Linked DNA regions of Homo sapiens: region 2 is linked to region 1. Evidence: read pairs that join two places in POLR2A ChIA-PET (ENCODE). Cell type or tissue: CD4-positive, alpha-beta T cell. All regions are shown on one strand. Links, peaks and the distances in the headings refer to the core of each region. The heading gives the core; the rest is flanking DNA.

Region 1 (2,812 bases), core at 284-2,783:
TAAAGCATATGCTCTGACTGGAATACCCTGAATTTAATCACAAAGAGAACATATGAGAGCACTGTGGAATCATGAAGACATTATATATCTATATGGACAGGTGGGCTACGTTTCTGGCAGCAGGAAACGGCCCTGTTCTGTTACAGCACTAGCCACAACACAATAAAACCAAATTATGAAGAAACACAATATCTTTTGTTAGAAATTAAATCAACTTAAAAAATTCACAGATTAAAAAAATTTTATTCTATAAATTTCAAACATGTACAAAAATAGAGAAAGAGTATAATAAACTCCAAAGAGCCCATCATCCAACATTAACAATTATCAACTTCAGGCTAATCTTGTTTCATCTCTACCCTTCAACCACTTCCTTTGTTTTCTGTATTATTTTGCAACAAATCTCAGACATCAAATCATTTCATCCATAAATAACTCAGTATATTTGTCTAAAAGATACAGCCTCTTGAACAACAAAAAGAGCCACAATGCCATTATCACATCTAACAAAGTCCCAATTATTTTTTAATACATGAAATAGCCTGTGTTTAAACATATATCTCATAAATTCATTTTTTAAAACAATATTGAATGAGAATCCAACTGGGATGCAAACATTGAGAATGTTGATATATCTTTTCAGTTTCTTGATTTGTAGGTTACCCATTCATCTCGTTTGGTTGGTTTCTTTCCTTGCAATTTATTTGTTATAGAAATCATTTGTAGAGTTTTCCATAGTCTGGATTTTGCTGATTGTATCTTTGTAATGTAGTTTAACATATGTCTTTGTAATCTATAAATTAGTAATTATATCCAGAGGCTTTATCAAATTCATATTCATTTTTGTTGTTTTCAGACAAGAGTCTGAAATAGGCAGAGGCAAATTCTTTCTTCAGGGACATATAATATCTTATCACCTCTTTTTTGGATGTTAGCAGTCATTGATATTTATTGCCTATACATTAATTCATTAGAATGTTGCAAAATGATGATCTTCTAATTATGCCAATCTTTTTTCATTGTTAACTGGAATATATCAATAAAGACAAACTTTTTATCACCTTTTATTTGGTTATGTCAGTACAGTTGGTATTGGAAAGTCCCTTTATTTGCAGTTCTGAAACTGATGATTAGCATCCTTTAACACTTATATTAAATTCAGTTTTTTAAAGTATCATTCTGAATTCATAGATTTGAAGACATGTCTTTTTCTCTATTTTTTCTCTATTACACCTCAATAATAGTCAAATTTTCTATCTTTGGAAAGTGAGAGACTCTCCAAGTTTACTCCTGAGTTCCTTTTTTTTTTGAGATGGATCTCCCTCTGTCACCCAGGCTGGAGTGCAGTGGCGAGATCTCAGCTCACTGCAACCTCCGCTTCCCGGGTTCAAGCAATTCTCCTGTCTCAGCCTCCTGAGTAGCTGGGATTACAGGCACCCGTCGCCATGCCCAGCTAATTTTTGTATTTTTAGTAGAGATGGGGTTTCACCACGTTGGCCAGGCTGGTCTCAAACTCCTGACCTGAAGTGATCTGCCTGTTTTGTAATCCTTGCTGGGATTACAGGCGTGAGCCACCGTGCTTGGCCTCCTGAGTTCTTCTAACACAACTCCAGCAGTCTTGCTACCTGTTATAGCAACGTACAACAAGCTCATCTTGTACATTTCCTGTCTCAGATCTGTTTCCTTTTAGTGGTAAGTGGTATTTAGAGGCCACAATCTGGGCCCTAGGGGTAGGGTTCATAGATTTTGATGTGTATGAATCATACTTGGAGTTTCTGTGTTTTCTTTCACAGTGGTTCCCATTTGACTAAGAATGAAATCCTTTCAATGACCCATTAAGCCCTACATAAGCTGCAGGCCTTGCTTCCTTTCTCACTATGCATGCTCCTTCCTATGGGCCACTGCTATGGAAATGCCCTTTTCCCAGATATATGCACAGATCAATCTCTCACCCTCTGTTAGGTGAGAGATTGAGCTATGCACATATCTAAATCTCTGCTTAATTAATCTCAACTTTTCATTGAAGCCTATTCTGTCAACCCCATTTACTTCAATTGCCTCTCAGATGAGAGAATCCCCATTTGAAACTGCAACACTAATTATCTCCCCAAACCCACTCCCAATGTCTCATATTCTATTTTTTCTGTGTCATTTCTCATTTTTTAACATAGCTTATAATTTATTTATTATATAATGTCCTTCTCCTCTTCCTACAATGTAAGCTCCACAAGGGCAGAGGTTTTTGTTTGGTTCACTACTGTATCTTTAGTGCCTAGGATAGTACCTATACATGGTAGGCATTCAGGATATTTGCTCAATGAACAAATGAATGCAAACCTTGGTATATTTCTGAATCATCACACACTTAGTCTATCAGTATGGTTCAATCTCCTGAGGAACAGATTGAATTGAAAGCAAGCAATATCCTTCAAGAAAGTGAGCTACATCAATATGTGGGGACAAGTCCATGAATTTCAAAACTATCCTGACGTTTCTGGGCATGAGGCCAAACTCAGAACAATGTTTGTGTCCCTCCCTCCCTCCTTCCCTCCTTCCCTCTCTTCCTTCCTTTCTCTTTTTCTCTCCCTTCCTCCCTTTCTCTCTCTCTCTCTTTCTTTCTCTTGAGATGGGGTCTTGCTGTGCCTAGGCTGGTCTTCAACTCCTGGGCTCAAGCGATTCTCCTGCCTCAGCCTCCGGAGTAGCTGGGATTACAGGTGTGTACCATCAAGCCAGACTAATTTTTGTATTTTTAGTAGAGATGGGGTTTCACCATGTTGGCCAAGCTGGTCTTGAACTCCTGACCTCAAGTGAT
Region 2 (2,812 bases), core at 240-2,739, 230 kb before region 1:
CATGGGGATGGCATTGAATCTATAAATTACCTTGGATCTTTTGCCCATTTTTTAATCAGGTTGTTTGTTTTCTTACTGTTGAGTTTCAAGAGCTCTTTGTATATTTGGGGTAATAGTCCTTTATCAGATATATCATTCAGAAATATTTTCTCCCTGTCTGTTTCTTGTCTACTCACTGTCTTGACAATGTACTTGGAAGAGCAGTAGTTTTAACTTTAATGAAGCCCAGTTTTCCAATCCTTTATTTAATGCTTCATGCCTTTGGCATTGTATCTAAAATGTCATCATTATACTCAAGATCGTATTCTCCTATATTATTTTCTAGGAGCTGTATAGTGTTATTTTTATAGTTAGGTCAATGATCAATTTTGAGTTAATTGTTGGGAAAGGTATAAAATCTGTAAGATGTGTGTCTAGATTGTTTTTATTTTTTTATTTTTTATTTTGCATGTGGATGTTCTAGCACCATTTGCTGAAAAGACGACCTTTTCTCCATTGTACTGCCTTTGCTCATTTGTCAAGAATCAGTTGACTATATTTATGTTGGTTTGTTTCTGGACTCCCTGTTTAATTGCATTGATCTATTTGTCTTTTCTCCTTTCAGTACCACATTGTCTTGACTACTGCAGTTTATAGTAACTGCTGAAGTCACGTAGTATCAGTTCTCTAACTTTGTTCTCATTCAATATTGCATTGGCTATTCTGGATCTTTTTGCCCCTCCATATAACCTTTAGAATCAGTTTGTCAACCTCCACAAAATAACTTGCTGAGAATTTAGGGGGATTGTGTTGAATTTTGGGAAGAGTGGAGAAGAACTGACATCCGGAAAATACTGTCTTCATATCCACGAATATGACATATCTATTTACTTAGTTCTTCTTTGATTTTTTTTTATCAGGGTTTTCTAGCTTTCTCATATAGATCTGCTATACATTTTTTTAGATTTATACCTAAGTATTTTATTTTTAGGGCGGGCCAATGTAAATGGCACTGCTTTTCATTTCAAATTCCACTTGTTCATTGCTGGTATATAAAAAAGTGATTGATATTTTGTGTGTTAGTTTTATATCCCATCCTACAACCCTGCTATAATTGCTTGCTAATACCAGGAGTGTTTGTGTCAATTCTTTTGGATGTTATACATAGACAATGACTCCATCTGTGAATAAAGACAGTTTTATTTCTCCCTTCACAATCGTTATACATTTTATTTCCTGTTCTTTTCTTACTGCATGAGCTAGGACTTCCAGTGCCTACATTCTTGTTTGTGACAATGTTGAAAAGCAATGGTGAAAGGAAATATCTTTGCCTTCTTTCTGATCTTAGTGGGAAAGCTTCAAGTTTCTCACAAGTAAGTATGATGTTAGCTGTAGGTTATTTTATAGATTTTTTTTTTTTCTGGAGATGGAGTTTCGCTGTTGTTGCCTAGGCTGGAGTGCAGTGGCACGATCTCAACTCACTGCAACCTCCGCCTCCCAGGTTCAAGCGGTTCTCCTGCCTCAGCCTCCTGAGTATCTGGGATTATAGGTATGCGCCACCATGCCCAGCTAATTTTTGTATTTTTTCATAGAGACGGGGTTTCACCACGTTGGTCAAGCTGGTCTCGAAATCTTGACCTCAAGAGATCACCCCGCCTCTGCCTCCCAAAGTGCTGGGTTTACATATAGATGGTTTTAACAAGTTGAGGAAGTTCTCTATTCCTCATTGGCTGAGATTATTTATTATGAGTGGGTTTTGGGTTTTGGCAAATACTTTTTCTGTATCTATTGTTATGATCATAGAATTTTTATTCTTTGTGTACACAGTCTCTGAAAATAAGGATAGAGCAAAAATTAATATAAACAAAATTAAAATTTGTATTCTTTAGCTTGTTGATATGATGGACTACATTAATTGATTTTTGAATAAATGTTGAACCAGCCTTGAATACCTGTGCTAAATCTCATTTAGTCGTAGAGTATGATTCTTTTTATACATTTATTTAATTTTCTAATATTTTATTGATCCTTTTATCTAATCAATGCCAGAGGATACAGTTTATATCAGAAAGGAAATGATTATAAATCCATAGTTCAATTTTAATGTCATCTAGACAGATAGAACTTTTGATAGACTTCTGAAGTTTTCTGGGTATTTTACAGATTTCTCTTTTCTAGGAAATAAACATTATCAAAACCTCTCAGCAAGCTGGAAATAGAAGAGAACTTCCTTAATTTGGCAAAGGTGTTATAGGACCACTGCATTCGACTGCTTATTGCACAGTGACAGACCAATATACCAAAACAACAGGAGTTGCAGCAAAGAGTTTAATTATCATAAAACAGCCAAATAAGGAGACAGGAGGAAACATCAAATCCACATCTCCAGAAGATAGGGAGATGGGACTTTTAAGGGACCTGGACAGGTGACAGACTAAAATGTACTGATTGCTAATTGGTCAAGAAGTGAGAGGTGAAGTCATAGGGCAGGTAGATTAAGAGACTACATTCCTGTCCTGAGTCAGTTACACTCTGGGTCTTCAGACCAGCTGGCATCAGCCATTCTGCTGGAATTCAGGATATCAAAAAACACCTTAAGCAATTATTGGGTTAAAATGTCCAGTATCGGCCAGGTGCGGTGGCTCAGGCCTGTAATCCCAAAGCCAAGGCAGGCAGATCACCTGAGGTCAGGAGTTCAAGACCAGCCTGGCTGACATGGTGAAACTCTGTCTCTACTAAAAATACAAAAAGTAGCCAGGCGTGGTGGCGGGCACCTGTAATCCCAGCTACTTGGGAGGCTGAGGCAGGAGAATCACTTGAACTAGGGAGGCAG

The links. ChIA-PET counts read pairs that join two places held together with the same protein. Peaks named below come from ENCODE experiments on the same cell type or tissue, not always from the same donor. Only the 100,000 strongest peaks of a DNase experiment are listed, where the experiment ranks them.
Region 2: POLR2A ChIA-PET joins it to region 1 with 11 read pairs; 18 of 35 experiments call an interaction of 5 or more read pairs at or near these places.

What each region holds. Positions count from the first base shown.
Region 1 is chr6:85,668,248-85,671,059 of GRCh38, forward strand. No RefSeq gene overlaps it. Among named protein-coding and RNA genes, the nearest start is that of SNORD50A, 7.7 kb to the right of the region's middle. RefSeq lists an enhancer at 963-1,484. In CD4-positive, alpha-beta T cell, for the core only: no CTCF peak of the experiment used is centred there; a DNase peak (open chromatin) is centred at 1,684; H3K27ac peaks cover 1,384 bases.
Region 2 is chr6:85,439,443-85,442,254 of GRCh38, forward strand. No RefSeq gene overlaps it. Among named protein-coding and RNA genes, the nearest start is that of NT5E, 9.2 kb to the right of the region's middle. In CD4-positive, alpha-beta T cell, for the core only: no CTCF peak of the experiment used is centred there; no DNase peak of the experiment used is centred there.